Linked DNA regions of Homo sapiens: region 1 is linked to region 2. A link is an interaction called in ENCODE POLR2A ChIA-PET data of the cell type or tissue named here. Cell type or tissue: A673. All regions are shown on one strand. Each heading gives the region's core, and the rest is flanking DNA. Links, peaks and the distances in the headings are about the cores only.

What was found. ChIA-PET counts read pairs that join two places held together with the same protein. Peaks named below come from ENCODE experiments on the same cell type or tissue, not always from the same donor. Only the 100,000 strongest peaks of a DNase experiment are listed, where the experiment ranks them.
Region 1: POLR2A ChIA-PET joins it to region 2 with 12 read pairs; 12 of 35 experiments call an interaction of 5 or more read pairs at or near these places.

The regions. Positions count from the first base shown.
Region 1 is chr20:43,566,146-43,574,199 of GRCh38, forward strand. It overlaps SGK2 (serum/glucocorticoid regulated kinase 2), which reads left to right. Exons shown (of 13, transcript NM_170693.3): 2 at 328-386; 3 at 923-972; 4 at 1,520-1,577; 5 at 1,771-1,854; 6 at 3,240-3,371; 7 at 4,472-4,584; 8 at 4,879-4,915; 9 at 5,906-5,992. The coding sequence starts at 351. Among named protein-coding and RNA genes, the nearest start is that of SGK2, 11 kb to the left of the region's middle. In A673, for the core only: no CTCF peak of the experiment used is centred there; no DNase peak of the experiment used is centred there.
Region 2 is chr20:43,464,407-43,473,260 of GRCh38, forward strand. It overlaps the pseudogene RNU6-1251P. Among named protein-coding and RNA genes, the nearest start is that of SRSF6, 11 kb to the left of the region's middle. In A673, for the core only: no CTCF peak of the experiment used is centred there; a DNase peak (open chromatin) is centred at 2,425; H3K27ac peaks cover 2,311 bases.

The DNA of each region.
Region 1 (8,054 bases), core at 2,059-7,058, 100 kb after region 2:
TTGGACTTCTGGAGCTACCCTGGCTCACAGGGGTCTTGTTGCCCTGGGTGTCCCCAGTTCTTGAAAAGAATCAGCCTGGGAGGGGCCACACCCTGACCATCCCCCTTTATCCCTTCTGAGATGTTTGTTAGGAAGTCTGGGTCCAGGGGATATCATTTCTTGTTCCATCCATGCAGGGGTTGCTTACCTCGGGTAGGAAACCCTCAGGCGGTGGCAGGTGCACAGGTAGGGGAGGATGGAGAGGGCAGTGGTGCCTGAAGCCCTGGATGGGCGGAGCTGACCCCCCAACACCAACTCTCTCATGCCTGCTCCTCCCTGTCCCCCCAGAGCTGCCTGATCATTGCTACAGAATGAACTCTAGCCCAGCTGGGACCCCAAGTCCACAGGTGAGTGGTTCTTGGTCCCCCACCCATCATCGGGGGCTCACTTCTTCCCGAGGCTAAGGAAATCTGTGGGTCCCAGACAATGTCAGGGGCTGAGAGGGTTACTGCGAGCACATAGAAATGAGCCACTTGCAGGGTGAATAGAGTAGAGATTTGAAATAGGGCTTCAAGATGAACTGGAAAAATCATGAGATTTGTCATGGAGACACCTGGGTCGTATCCCAACCTGGTTGCCTGTGAGACCCTGGGCAACTCCTCTCTGGGCCTCAGTTTCCTCGCCTATTCAATTAGCACAACAGCCAGCTGCCTCCCAAGGCTGTTTTGAGAAGTGGGTAAGATGGTGGATAAGTGGATTTGTGGGTGGGTAGAAGGAGGGAGGGAGGGAGGGAGGCGGGCAGGCGGGCAGGTGAAAAAAAAAGAAAAGAAAAAGGCAGGCAGGCCTAGTAGAGTTGTTGGAGAAGGGATCAGGGCCTGGGCCAGGAGAAAGGGAGGTAGCCAAGGAGTAGGGATCTGCTGATCATAATCACTTCTTTCTTTAGCCCTCCAGGGCCAATGGGAACATCAACCTGGGGCCTTCAGCCAACCCAAAGTGAGTTCTGGTCCCTCAAGCACCTTTCCTACTTGACTCCCCTCATACCTGGCTCCCCTTGCCTTGGGAATAAAATCCAGATTCTCTGGTCTAGCATTCAAGACTGTCTGCCATCTGGGCCCAGGACCTTTCCCCAGCTCTATCTCCCACAAATTCCCCAGCCTCTGCCCATGCTGAACCCTCTTCCTGCAATGCCACCTAAATGTCTGCATTGTTAGCAACTCCCCACACTTCAGGCCCTTCTGAGGGGCTTTGGGTACCAGAACCCTGCCTTCTATGCAGGCCTTCTGTGCAGTATGTCTGGTTTTATCTCTACCCTCTGCCTGTTGTTTAACTTGAATTTGAGTTCCCCTGGGGCCAGGGTGAATCTTACAAGCCCTCTTTCGGCTGGGAGAACATGGGGTTCTTCGGGGGTGAGGAGGCATGGCTCCTGGAAGGCTCTCTGTATTTCCCCATTCTAAAGTTAAAAAGAAGCCCAGGTTTGTTCTCAGGCACCAGGTTTCCAGACATTGCAAATGCTGATCCGTGTTTTTCCCTCTTCCCCCAGTGCCCAGCCCACGGACTTCGACTTCCTCAAAGTCATCGGCAAAGGGAACTACGGGAAGGTGAGTGACTTGGTGAGGGTGGGAAGCCTGGGTCTTCCCTTCTGCAGCCTCTTCCAGCCCCTGCTGCCACTTGTATGTATGAAGAGAGAGCACTCGCACCTGCAGACAAAAGCAGGGGCAGGCGGGAGGCCTTGTACTGCTGTTGGGAAGTCCAAAGTCACCTACAGGGCCTCAAATTCATGTTTCTTCTCAGGTCCTACTGGCCAAGCGCAAGTCTGATGGGGCGTTCTATGCAGTGAAGGTACTACAGAAAAAGTCCATCTTAAAGAAGAAAGAGGTACCAGAGCTCGGGCACAGGCATTTCTTCTTCTGCTTCTCAAGCCGCAGCCTAGGGTGGCTTTCAAAGATGGGTCCCACCTCTGACAGGTCCATGGGCCTGGGTGCAGAAGTGGTCACAACAAAGGGTAGAGGGGAGGTGGTACGCAGGATGCTGGCCCTTCTCAAAGAAAGCAGGCCAAGCCATCTCACCACAGGGCTTTCAGGAAAACCAGCCTGGCTTTGCCTTCCCCTGGGAAACACAGGCTCCACGATGGACAAGTCTTCTGCCTGCTCCAAGTGCCAGGCTCCCCATCTGTATAATGTGGAGCCCCACTTTATTCTCTCTGAAGACCCTTCATGCCATCAGGCCATATGGCTGGAGTGCAGTAGTGCAATCACAGCTCACTGCAGCCTCAAACTCCTGGGCTTAAGCAATCCTCCCGCCTCAGCCTCCCAAAGTGCTGGGGTTAGAGGCATGAGCTACATGCACAGCACATCATGGACTTCTTTTTTTGTTGTTGAGACAGAGTCTTGCTCTGTCACCCAGGCTGGAGTGCAATGGCACCATCTCAGCTCACTGCAACCTCCGCCTCCTGAGTTCAAGTGATCTCATGCCTCAGCCTCCCCAGTAGCTGAGACTAAAGGCACCCGCCACCACTCCTGGCTAATTTTTGTATTTTTAGTAGAGATGGGGTTTTGCCATGTTGGTCAGGCTCCTGGCCTCAAGAGATCCGCTGGCCTCAGCCTCCCAAAGTGCTGGGATTACAGGCATGAGCTACCACACTCAGCCCCATCATGGATTTCTTGATGCCTCAGCTGACCTGAGTTCCTTTAACACCTGACTCCATTAGTAGGCCAGAGCAGGCCCAGAGAGAGGATTGCATAGGAGGTTGGGGGACTCAGAGAAAAGAGAGATTAATGTTAACAAGGTCTCCGTGGGGGGTGGAATGGGAGGTCTTCCTGAGGGAGGCAGCGGTGCAGCTGGCCTTGATGGTGGGATTCTGATGGTCTGAAAAGAGGGTGCGACATCCAGGAAGAGGAAATAGCATGAGCAAATACATGAATATGGATAGTGTGTGGCTTCTTTCCCTTAGGAACTCAGTTATGTAGGCATCACACATGCTTTGCTTTTCACTCCAAGGGCAAGAAGCTCTGATACAGGGGCTAGAGCTGTGCCCACATGAACTAGCTTAGGATGAGGCTGACCACCCTGAGCCCTGAATACTAAGGAAGGAACTTGGGCCTGGCTCTAAGGGCAATAGGGAGCCATTGTGGGTGTTTGAGCAGGGGCATGAGAAAGTCCTGGGTAGGATGACCCCCACCCACAAGCTTATATGGGCTGAGCCGGGATAAAAGAGGCTGTTGTGGGCTGTGACATGGACCCCTCTCTTTGTGACTCCACAGCAGAGCCACATCATGGCAGAGCGCAGTGTGCTTCTGAAGAACGTGCGGCACCCCTTCCTCGTGGGCCTGCGCTACTCCTTCCAGACACCTGAGAAGCTCTACTTCGTGCTCGACTATGTCAACGGGGGAGAGGTGGGTGGGCCCACAGGGAGGCTTCCCTGGGCTGGCTCTCGGCTGGGAGCTGTCCATCCCACATGCCCACTGCATGCCAAGTTCTGGAATGATCTCACTTCATCTTACAATAGACCCATTTTGTAGCTAAAGAAACTGAGGTTCAGGGAGGTAATCATTTGCTCAAGGCCACCCAGCGCATACCTGGTAGAGTCAGGACTTGAATTCAGGTCTGTTAGACTCCCCACCATAATGCTTTCTTGCCTTCCTCATTCAGAGTTGCCCATAGACGCACTTTGATAGGCCCGGGAAAGGTCAATGCTAAGAGGAGCTCGTGGTCAAGGTTTCTAGTGCTCCCATAGGCCACAGGGTGGGATTGACTGGTCACTGTGGTAAACAGAGACCTCAAGGCCACCTGGTGACCCAGAAGCACAGCTGGGACAAGCAGAGCTCCCTCCTGGGCTTCACTCTGTCTCTCTGGTCAAGATGCAAAATGTAGTGGAGCTCCAGTCAGTGACCCCAGATTTAACCTGCGTGATCTCTTGCCTTTCAGAATGATGCTAAGAGGGGGGTTTTTGTCCTGCATCCCTAAGTGAAGGGCTTTCCATGCCAGCAAAATAGTCCAAAAACATTGGCCCATGGGTGGATCTAACCTGAGCTCAGTCTGACAGCCGTATCATCATATCGCCTGGATTGATGGAAAAGCATAATCTTTGAACCACGCAGGTTCAAATGCCAGCTCTGCCAATTATAAGCTACATGACCTTGGGCAAGTCGCCTAACCATTCTGACCCCTCCTAGCTTCCTCTTACATGAAACTAGCATGACACTTGTACCTTGAAGGTTGTCATGAGGATTAAATAAGAGATGTGGAAGGGCCTGACTTGGAACCTGGAACACAGGAGGTGCTTAAGCAATGCTAACTCATCTCTTCTTCTGCTGACTCTTTGGACACCCGGGACTGCTGTGTGGGGCAGGGGCCAGCATGCACTCTTTTGGTAGGAAGAATGCTGCAGGTCAGAGAGGGAGTGAGCTCGCAGCCGCACAGGGCGGGGAGCAGGTGCACCCTAGCCCTACAGCAGCCACCCAATAACTCCTGTCACACTCCTCCTCCCCTCCAGCTCTTCTTCCACCTGCAGCGGGAGCGCCGGTTCCTGGAGCCCCGGGCCAGGTTCTACGCTGCTGAGGTGGCCAGCGCCATTGGCTACCTGCACTCCCTCAACATCATTTACAGGTGAGGCCTGCCTGTGGCTCAGAGCCAGGACCAAGCCCTTCTTGCTCCAACAGCTAGGGGTTGTGTGGACACTAAATCCTGATGAAATCCTGGTGGACTTGGTCCTTTGTTTTGGGTGGGGTTGGAGTCTCCTCCTCCGAGGTCCAAGTGCCCAGCCTTTCTGGGCTCTCCTTCTGCATCTCTGGCAACCTCCATGAATAGTTCTCCTGCCAGGACCACCCCCCGCCCAGGTCTCCAACTCTCCTCACTAAATGGCTGAGACACCTCAAGGCTGTTTTCTCTTATTTTCTGCAGGGATCTGAAACCAGAGAACATTCTCTTGGACTGCCAGGTTGGTGTGTGTGTGTGTGTGTGTGTGTGTGTGTGTGTGTGTATGTGGTTGCACAGGTACACTATCTGACCATGAGTCTGTGTACATGGGTGTGCATGCATTGTACATGTATGCATATAGGTAGAGGAGGCATTTGAGCATATGTGTGTGTGCCCATGCACATGTACACACATACATATGTGCACATGAGACTGTACATGTATATGTGTGCATGCATGTACATAGGGGGCAGGGGTGGAGCCAGGTGGAGGCTGGTGGAGTTTGTCTTAGACTGGGCTCCATGGAAACAGACTCTGAGATGGAGAGGAGGCAGAAGCTTTATTGGGGAACATTCTCAAGAGATAACACTTTTAAAGGGGTAAAAAAACAGGATTGGGCAAAGGAAGAAGCTCACCTGCATTGTAGTTACCAGTGGGGCCTCAGCTGATCTTGCCGGCAGGGGGAGGGCCTGAGCTGGGGTGGGTCTCTAGGATTGTCCCAAAATGAGACAAAGAGGATGGGCCTTTGTGCCCCTGGACATGGATTGCTCCTAGGGACGGGGCATAACTTTGGGTGCGGGCAATGTTCTAGCAGCAGGGGGATGGGGATAGGCATGGTTCTTCTGTAGCCTGGTTTCAGAAGAGGGATCCAGGCAGAACCCCACAGTATCTACTCATTCTACCTTCCTGCCCAGCTGCCACAAGGTGTGATTGCTTTCTGAGTCCCCAGCCTCTGTCTAGGGGTTTTCTGTCCACAAGCTGCCACTGTCGTAGGGGTGGGTCTGAGTTTGTGATGAGCTGTGGGCAAACAGTGGAATGCCCACCCGGCCCCCTGTGCTGCTCCTGACATCCAGTCCAGGAGCCCTGTGTTGGAGTGGAGCCTCCAGCCTGTGCCTGGGCATCAGATCCCACAGCTGCTGCCCTGGGGTGTGGCATCTGGGCTTTGGGGGTTAGGCCTGGCCATACCCTTGGCTCATACCACCCTCCAGCCCATGCCCTCCGTCATTCTCAGGGACACGTGGTGCTGACGGATTTTGGCCTCTGCAAGGAAGGTGTAGAGCCTGAAGACACCACATCCACATTCTGTGGTACCCCTGAGGTAAGCGTAAACATCCCAGGAGAGGGGAGGTCATGAGTGGGTGAGGCCACAGCTCCTGATTAGAGCCAACAGGTTACAGTGAAGGGGACTCACTCCTTTGACCCAAACACTTCTCCTGAGTGGGCTATACACTGAACTGTGGTTTCCTCATCTATGTAATGGGGGTACCAGCTCTAGGACTGCTGAGACCCAGCCAGCTAGCTGCTGGTGAAGCTCTACTGCAGTGCTATCCAGTAGAAATAGAAATAGAAACGCAGGCTGGGCACAGTGGCTCACGCCTGTAATCCCAGCACTTTGGGAGGCTGAGGTGGGCAGATCACCTGAGGTCAGGAGTTTGAGACCAGCCTGGGTAACATGGTGAAACCCCATCTCTACTAAAAATACAAAAAATTAGCTGGGCACGGTGACGGGCACCTATAGTCCCAGCTACTCGGGAGGCTGAGGCAGGAGAATCGCTTGAATACAGGAGGCAGAGGTTGCAGTGAGCCAAGACTGTGCCACTGCACTCCAGCCTGGGCAACAAGAGTGAAACTCCATCTCAAAAAAAAAGAAAAAAGAAAGAAATTCAAACCACATAAACACTTTAAAAACTTCCAGCAGCCACATTTAAAAAGTAAGAAAGTAACAGGTGAAATTAATTTTAATGATGTATTTTATTTAACCCAATATATCCAATATTCTCATTTCAACATACCATCAATATAAAACTGGTTGAAATATTTTATTCCTTTTTTTTTTCTAACTAAGTCTTGAAAATCTGGCATGAATTTTAACACTTACAGCCCATCTCAATTTGGAGCAGCCACATTTGAAGTGTTCGATAGCCACGTGCAGCCAGTGGCTGCTATATTGTACACTACTGATCTGCAGGGTGAAGGCCACGTGCAACAAGAGGGCCTGGCCTGAGTGTTAAGACCTGGGCTGGCAAGTGTAAACCACAGGTCCGTGTCCATCTTCCAGCTGCCAAGAGCCTGGAGGGTTACAATTTGCAGATCTCAGCAGTCATTCAGACATGTCTATATGTCCTGCCAAGGTCTCTCTGCAGCCCTGAAGTTAAAACCTTTCTTTGGGCCAGGCGTGGTGGCTCACGCCTGTAATCTCAACACTTTGGTAGGCCGAGGCAGGCAGATCACCTGAGGTCAGGAGTTCGACACCAGCCTGGCCAACATGGCGAAACCCCGTCTCTACTAAAAATACAAAAATTAGCCAGGTGTGCTGGCAGGCACCTGTAATCCCAGCTACTCAGGAGGCTGAGGCAGGAGAATCGCTTGAACCTGGGAGGCAGAGGTTGCAGTGAGCCGAGATCGGGTCATTGCACTCCAGCCTGGTGGACAAGAGCGAGACTCTGTCTCAAAAAAAAAAAAAAAAAAAACTTTATTTGAACTCCCACCAGTCTTGGACCTTGGACCTTGGACCTGAAGGGGTCCCCAGTGGCTAGACAGACGTCAGGGTGAGGGTTGGAGGGCTGAGGCTACAGACTGGGAGACTCCTCCCCACCTGGCATGAGACAGGACCTCAGCTGCTCTCTTTTTCTCCATATGCTTGAAAAGCTGGGTCTTAGATCTAATGGCCTCCTCACTTTAGTTCTAGGGTAGCTGATGGTCGGATGAACTCTCTGAGCAGGAGCCATGGTCTGTGTTTGGGTATGGTGGGTGGTGTTTGCTGGATAAAGCCAGCGCCCCAAAGCCTGACAGTCCAGCCATCCCTTCCTTGGACGTTGCTAGGGACGGGAACAAAGGATATGGAACCCCAGCTCATGTAGGAGACATGTGGCCCCAACACATCACCTTTACCACGACTCAGCCACTGCCATGGTGTTGGGGGGCACAGGCAAGAGTAGCCATGGTTGCTCCCATTGTTTGAGGGCCAGCACATATGTTAGCATCTTAGAACAGCTTCTAGCAGGGATTTGGTATCTTCACATTTTTAGGATGAAAAAACCAGGGTCTGAGAGGTTAAATGCCCTGCCTGAGACCACGTACCAACCACGGCTCAGGTCTGTGTGACTCTGCCCTTCCCTAGACCCCACACAGTCTCTCAGAGCAGCTTTTCCTGTTGCTGA
Region 2 (8,854 bases), core at 1-5,000:
CTTGTTTACATATGCCTGTTTATCTTTGAGCAATCCTGCAGATGGCCCCCAGTATAGCACTTAACACAGTCGTTAACTTTTTATTCCTTTTGAATAGAAAGGAATCATGGTTCAAAAATTAGAAGAGTGGGTGCGGTGGCTCATGCCTGTAATCCCGGCACTTTGGGAGGCCAAGACAGGAGGATCACCTGAGCTCAGGAATTCAAGACCAGCCTGGCCAACATGGTGAAACCCTGTCTCCACCAAAAATATAAAAATTAGCCAGGCATGGTGTTGCGTGCTTGTAGTCCTACTACTTGGGAGACTGAGACAGACAGAAGAATTGCTTGAACCCAGGAGGCGGAGGTTGCAGTTAGCCAAGATAACACCATGGCACTCCAGCCTGGGCGACAGAGTGAAACCCTGTCTCAAAAAAAATTTTTTTTCAATGTGTTTTCTGGGAACAGGGCCATTATCTTCTGTAACTACAGAATTATCAAAATCAGGAAATTAACTGATAAAATACTGTTGTCTGATACACAGTTCATACCGAAGTTTCATCAGTTGTCCCTTAATGTCCCTTACATTTTTTCTCTTGGTCCAAGATTCATTGGTTGCATTTTGTTGTCATGGTTCTTGAGTCTCTAAATCTCTAATGCATCCTCAGGCTTTTTCTTCATGTTACTTTTTGAAGAGGAGTTAATATACCTAGCCTCCAGTTAGCCTCCTCTCCCTCAAAATTATTTTAAAAAATGACTTAATAGTGATCCAGGTTATTAACATGGGTCACTGGACATAATACATCGAGGACAGAGTCTCATTCTTGTGATATTCCTGCCCAAAATGCTGTCATGTAGAAACGAGACAAATCCAAGATGAGGGCAAAACCTACAAAATAAACTTTTCTTCCCCCCACGAGACAGAGTTTAACTATTGTTACCCAGGCTGGAGTGCGATGGTGCAATCTCAGCTCACCACAACCTCCACCTCCTGGGCTGAAGCTATTCACCTCCCTCAACCTCCCGAGTAGCTGGGATTACAGGCATGTGCCACCACGCCCAGCTAAGATTGTATTTTTTTAATAGAGGCAGGGTTTCTCCATGTTGGTCAGGCTGATCTCGAACTCCTGACCTCAGGTGATCCCCCGCCTCGGCCTCCCAAAGTGCTGGGACTACAGGTGTGAGCTACCTTGCCTGGCCTTCTACCATAAAGGAATTGCTTTGGAGGGGTGGCGGGGAGGAGGGGGCAGGTACACTATATGGGTTTTCTTTAGGTTTTCTGTTTTTTAAGAGATGGAGTCTCACTCTGTTACCCAGGCTGGAGTGCAGTGGTGCAATCATGGGCCCAAGCGATGCTCCCACCTCAGTCTCCCAAATTGCCGAGACAAGTGTGCACCACCACACCCAGCTAAGGGAGTAGACTTTTAAAGGTAAGGTTTAAAGAAGGTGGTTTTTTATTTTTGTCTTTAGGAGGGAACCAATTTGGAGATTAAGAGCTGCTGAAGGCAAAGCTTTGATGGCATCAGATAGAACCCCCATTACTGCTGAAAGCAGAGCAAGTCCCCTAGCCCAAGGCCAAAAGGATTGGGAGGCAAATAAGTTGCACCCTCATCTATAAAACAAGACCTGCTAATATTGTGAAAAGTAAATACTATTATCAAAGCATTTGGCATAGTCACTCATTAAATAGTAACTGCATTTAGGAAAACATTCTGAAATAGAAGAGCTAAACTCTCCGGGTGTGATGGCTCATTCCTGTAAAGGAGGCCAAGGCAGGCAGATCACTTGAGATCAGCAGTTGGAGACCAGCCTGGCTAACATGGTGAAACCCCATCTCTACTAATAATACAAAAAGCTGGGCGTGGTGGCGCAGGCCTGTAATCCCCGCTACCCTGGAGACCAAGGCAAAAGAAACGCCTGAACCTAGGAGGGGGGTTTACAGTGAGCAGAGACTGCACCACTGTACTCCAGCCTGAGCAACAGAGCAAGACTCTGTCTCAAAAAAAGAAAAAAAAATAGCTAAACTCTAATAATACTGTTCTAACCAACTTGAGAAAAAGGCAAAACAAAGATGCCAAACGTGGAATGTGGTGCCCAAGTATTAAAGTATCTACTATCCCTACTTTTTCGTCCTTCATGAGCAGCCCGAGTGTACTAAACACATTACTGTTACTTTTGTCATACAAAGTTTCAAACACCAGTGAGAATAGTGGAATGAACCACCCTTGTGCTCCTCTAGCTTTAACAATGTATACCTGTCTACTTCCTCTCCCAAATAATTTTGAAGGAAATCCTAGACATTTTATCTGTAGATGCACTATATAGCTCTTTAAAGACATCTAAACTCTCTTTAAATCTAGAGTCTCTTTGTCCCCTTGCAGTGTGTTTATTGGAGAAGCTAAGTCATTGTCCTGGAGAGTTTCCCAGTCTTGATTTTGCTGATTGCAATCTCATGGCGTCATTAAGTGTATTCTCCTGTATGCTGCATTTCCTGTAAATTAATAGACCTAGAGAAAGCGGGTGTGTGTGTGTGTGTGTGTGTGTGTGTGTGTGTGTGTGAAGGGTCTCACTGTATCACCCAGGTTAGAGTTGCAGTGTTACAATCAGCTCACGCAACTTCTGCCTCCTGGGCTCCAGCGATCGTCCCACCTCAGCCTCCTGAGTAGCTGCCACCATGCCCAGCTAATTTTTTCTCTTTTTGGTAGAGACGGGGTTTCACCATGTTGCCCAGGCTTGTCTCAAACTCCTGACCTCAAGCGATCCTCCCACCTTGGCCTCCCAAAGTGCTGGGATTACAGGCATGAGCCACTGCACCCAGCAAGAAGTGTGGTTCTGCCAAGGCACAGTGGCTCACGCCTGTAATTCCAACACTCTGGGAGGATCCTTTGAGCCCAGGAGTTTGAGACCAGCCTGGGCAACATAGTGAGACCCCATCTCTACAAAAAAATTAAAAATCAGACTGATGCTGCCCACCTGTCCCATCTGCTCAGGAGGCTGAGGTGGGAGGATCACTTGAGCCCAGGAGGTTAAGGCTGCATTGAGCCAATCATGCCTCTGCACTCTAACCTGGGTGACAGAGCAAGACCCTGTCTTAAAAAAAAAAAAAAAAAAAAAAACATGGTTCCCAACCAGCAGCATCAAAATCATCTCCGATGTTAGATGTTACAAATACAGTCTTCACCCCAGACTCTGAATCAAAAACTGTGGATAGAGTCAGGCACAGAAAGACAAACTTCACATGTTCTCACATATTTGTGGGAGCTAAAAATCAAAACAGTTGAATTCCTGGAAATAGTAAAAGGATGGTTATGAGAGGCTGGGAAGGGGTAGTAAGGGGGTGAGGGGTAGGTAGGGATGGTTAATGGGTCCAAAAAAGAATAAAATATAGTATGTGATAGCACACAGGGTGACTATAGTCTGTAATTTAATTGTACATTTTAAAATAAAGACTATATAACTGGATTGTTTGTAACATTAAGGATAAATGCTTGAGGGTATGTCTGTGTAGTGTGGGTAATTAAAAAGAAAAAATAAAAATACAAAAAAATGCTTGAGAGGATGAATACCCCATTTTCCATGTTGCGATTGTTACACATTGCATGTCTGTATCAAAGTATCTCATTTACTTTATGAATATATACACCTACTATGTACCCACAACAATTTTTTTTTTTTTTTTGAGATAGAGTATCGCTCTGTTGGCCCAGCCAACTTTTTTTTTAAACAAATAAATTAAAACTCTGGGCCGGGCACAGTGGCTCACTCCTATAATCCCAGCACTTTGGTAGGCCGAGGCAGGTGGATCACCTGAGGTCAGGAGTTCGAGACCAGCCTGAGCAAGGTCGTGAAACCCCACCTCTACTAAAAATACAAAAATTAGCCGGGCATGGTGTCGCATGCCTGCAATCCCAACTACTTGGGAGGCTGAGGCAGGAGAATTCCTTGAACCCAGGAGGTAGAGGTTGCAGTGAGCCAAGATCGTGCTCCAGTATGGGGACCGAGTGATACTCTGTCTCAAATAAATATTTAAAAAATAAAACTGGGTAGAGCGCAGCCATAGGTGTTTTTTAAAGCCCCTTAGGTGGTTCTGGCACATACTAAAACTTAAGACCCACTATTCTAGTGGTTTTGTCAAATTCCAATTTTAAAAAAAAATTTGAATAGGATGTGCAAGTGCAGGTTTGTTACATGCATATATTCTGTCGGTGAGTCTGGGCTTTCAGTGTGCCCATCACCACCTTTATTTTTGTTTCAAAACTTCTTGGGGGCTGGGCATCGTGGCTCATGCCTGTAATCCCAGCACTTTTGGGAGGCTGAGGTAGGCAGATGACTTGAGCCCAGGAATTCAAGACCAGCCTGGGCAACATAGGGAGACCCTGCTTCTACAAAAAAATAGAAAAATTGGCCAGGCATGGTGGCAGGTGCCTGTAGTCCCAGCTACTTGGGAGGCTGAAGTGGAGGATCACCTGGGCCCTGGAGGTGGAGGCTGCAGTGAGCCGAGATCACGCCTCTGCACTCCAGCCTGGGTGACAGAGCAAGACTGTCTCAAAAAAAAGAAAAAACAGAAAACTACGTGGGGGCGAGTGCGGTGTCCCACACCTATAGGAAGCCAAGGTGGGAGGAGTTCAAGGAGTTGAAGGCCAGGAGTTCAAGACCAGCCTGGGTAACTTAGCAAGACCCCATTTGAACGTCTTTTTTGTCATAATGGCAACCATTGATTATTTTTGCCTAGATACATTAAACCATGGACTTGTGGCTTTAAACATTTATTTCAATCCATTGCAGCTCGTCTTATCAATGCTACCTTTTTATTTTTTTCTTTTTTGAGTTAGGGTCTCACTCTGTTACTTAGGCTGGAATACAGTGGCATGATCACGGCTCACTGCAGCCTTAACCTCCTGGGGTCAAGCCATCCTCCCACCTCAGCCTCCCAAGTAGCTGGGACTACAGGCACATGCCACCACGCCTGGCTAATTTTTGTATTTTTTGTAGGGACGGAGTTTCGCCATGTTAGCCAGGCTGCTTTTGAACTCCTGAGCTCAAGCAATCTGCCTGCCTCTGCCTCCCAAAGTGTTGGGATTACAGAGGTGGGCCACTGTGCCTGGCCTTCTAATCAATGATACCTAATTCTGTCTTCGGTCAGTGGAACTCAACTCAATTTGTCTCCTGAGTCCTTTTGAAACTATTCTAATCTTGTCAGTTTCCTCGCTTTCTGGTATGGTAAGATTTCCAGCATCATGTTGTACATTTTCAGTCCAGATCTGAAATCAGTCATTTCTCCAAGGAGCCCTGGTTTTGTTGGAAATGGTATTTAGCAACCAGTCTGGGCAATAAGCAAATTCATTGCCACTTGTTTGGTCATAGGCCTTTTCGGTGGACAGAGCTAGGAAAATATTACCTGATTCTCCCTCTAGCCACACAAATCATGTTACCTTCTGGTCATCTGAAGGTCCTCTCTTCTCCAAGCGGAAACCCTCTCAACCCTGCCTCAGTCAGTGCCACAGTTTTGAATCTCCTAACTATATGTTGTCTTTCTGCACTCTTAATTTGTGAGTGCCACTCTTTTTTTTTTTTTTTTTTTCTGAGGCGGAGTCTTGCTCTGTTGCCCAGGCTGGAGTGCAATGGCGCGATCTCAGCTCACTGCAAGCTCCGCCTCGCGGGTTCACGCCATTCTCCTGCCTCAGCCTCCCAAGTAGCTGGGACTACAGGCACCCGCCACCACGCCTGGCTAATTTTTTTTGTATTTTTGGTAGAGACGGGGTTTCACCATGTTAGCCAGGATGGTCTCGATCTCCTGACTTCATGATCCGCCCGCCTCGGCCTCCCAAAGTGCTGGGATTACAGGCATGAGCCACCGTACCCGGCGTTGTGTGTGCCACTCTTACAGAGTGGTGTCCACTGGTAGACAAAGCACTCCAGGTTTGCTCTAACCTGCTCAAAGCAGAGCAGTACATGGCTTCCCTGCCTGGATATATGGTTCCTCAGCTGACTTCTGGGCCGTTTCTGGCAAAGGGATAAGAGGATTAAAAGGAAACTGTTTCTCTAAGATCCTGCAGCCTCTTTTCCGCGCCGTCAGAGGGTTTAAAGCAGATAATGTGTCATCTTGCTCTGAATAATGAGTAGAGGAAGAAGGAAAATTCAGAGCCTAACTTTCAATGTGATTCTAGAGTACACAACAGCACTATAAATGGAATGAGTAAATAAATACCTCAAATTATAGTTTTCATCCACCTTGACCATTGCCTGCAGACCTAGCAGTAACTCAAGTCCAGACAACAGTGTGGCTGTGATCATAATAAGATGATCAGTGCTCACTAGTGTTTTCAGGAAGTTTTTCAGGAAGCCCTCGAAAAGTATAGCACCATGAGTCATCATAGTCCAACTCATATTCAGTAAGCGTTTATTAAAAACTTTGGCCGGGCGCAGTGGCTCACACCTGTAATCCCTGCACTTTGGGAGGCCGAGGCGGGTAGATCGCTTGAGGTCAGGAGGTCAAGACCGGCCTGGCCAACAGGGCGAAACCCCATCACTACTAAAAATACAAAAATTAGCTGGGCATGGTGGTGGGCGCCTGTAATCCCAGCTAGTCCAGAGGCTGAAGCAGGAGGATCACTTGAACCCAGGAGGCAGAGGTTGCAGTAAGCCAAGATCACCCCACTGCACTCCATCCTGGGCGACAGAGCAAGACTCTGTCTCCAAAAAAAAAAAAAAAAATGCCTTACCAGATGTGTGGTAGATTACATTACTATAAGAAATATTTATTGTCTCCCTTTTCTGCATTTATGAGTACTTCCCTCACTTGATGTTGGCCAATGGAATTTAGCAGGCATGATCTATTTGGTAGGCTGAATGATGCCCTCCCCCACCCCCCAAAAGGTCCACGAGCTAATCTCCAGAACCTGTGAATATGTAACTTAACATTGTAAAAGACACTTTGCAGATGTAATTAAATAACGTTCTGGAGATGTAATTATCTGGCTAGGCCCAGTGTAATCACAAAGGGAGGCTTTTTTTTTGACTCTCCAGCCTCCCTTATAATCTAGAGAGGCTGGAGAGTCAAAAATCAGAAAAAGTTGGTGTAAAAATGGAAGCAACAGTAGATTGGAGATGCTCTACTGTCAGCTCTGAAGATGGACGGAGCCACGGAACAAGGAAACGGATTCTCCCTAAGGGAGCACAGCCCTGCCGACTCCCTGACTGGGCCCATGCCTCCCTCCCTCCCTTGATTGGCCCAGTGAAACCCATTTCTGACTTTTGACCTCCAGAACCATAAGACAATAAATTTGTGTTATTAGGTTGGTGTAAATGTAATTGCAGTTTTTGCCATTACTTTGAAAATATTTTAGGCCGGGCGCTGTGGCTCACGCCTGTAATCCCAGCACTTTGGGAGGCCGAGGAGGGCGGATCACGAGGTCAGGAGATCGAGACCATCCTCACTAACATGGTGAAACCCCGTCTCTACTAAAAATACAAAAAATTAGCCAGGAGTGGTGGCGGGCACCTGTAGCTCCAGCTACTCGGGAGGATGAGGCAGGAGAATGGCGTGAACCTGGGACTCGGAGGTTGCAGTGAGCCGACATGTGCCACTGCACTCCAGCCTGGGTGACAGAGCAAGACTCCATCTCAAAAAAAAAAAAAAAAAAAATTTTAGACCACCAAGTTTGTGGTAATTTGTTACCAAAGCTCCAGAAAAATTATTACAACACAGCTAAAGCCTTAAGACACACTTGCACACCTGGGCTTGCTCTCCTGCATCCCAGCTGTCTCCATGAGAATAATACACCTCAGCCAGCCTGCTGGTCCAAGAGGACAAGAGACAGGCTGGCCAGAGCTGCCTGTGAGCCTTGGCCACCAGCTCGAAGCAGAACCCAGCCAGATCAGCCAACCTGCAGAAATGTGAAAAGTAAAAATGTAGTGGTGTGTGCTACTCAGTTTTGGGGGTTAGGGACAATGATAGCTAACTGATACGGGGTGCTAGGCAACTCCACATATGTCCCTGCAATAACTATACGTGGTAGAAACTGTTACCCAGCATTTTACAGATGATGAAACAGGTCAGGTAAACCCACATGCCCAAAGTCACACACAAGGCAGCATTCTGAAGTTCAGTCGTTTCATTTTGCCTAAATGAATATGAGAGATATCTTCCATTTTTCCATCCCAATTCCCTATCCGCCTGTCTGAGCCTCAGGAAACTAGCCTCATGACTTCCTCCACACACTTCCCTGCCCTCTGGTTTCTGAGTGGGACGTGGAGAGAGGGAGGAGATGGAAGTTGGGGTCTTTATTCCCACAGCACCCCACCCCTACCCCCGCAGACTTAACTAAGGCTGGCAGTGGCCTTCAACCAAAGGCCATAGTGTCTGGTGTACACAGCCCTCTTGTTCCAAGTCCCGGTAACCACTGCCTCCCCTTGTCCTAGCCCCTCCGTCTTACGCTAACCATTGTAATTTTTCTACATCCTGCCCACACCATTATAAATAAGTTAATGATTTATTGTGTCGTCTTCAAATTACTGAAGTGGGGAGTGTGCCTTCTGTTTCCTGTTGTGACGCTGCAGATAATAGCAAGTAAGTTAAACAGTAAGTAAATATTTCCTATTTCAGAGGAATATAAAACATCACACTTAGTGCTTGCTTCAGCAGCATATATACTAAAATTGGAACGATACAGAGAAGATTAGCATGACCCCTGCGCAAGGATGGCACGCAAATTTGTGAAGCATTCCATATTTTAATTAAAAATTATTTAAAAAATAAAGAATAAATATCGGGGGTAGATATGCAGGCAGGACGGGGCAAAGCTCTGAGGGGTAGGGTATGCAGGTCAGCATTATCTAGTTGCAATGGTTATGTTGGGTAATGGGCCACCTGGTGG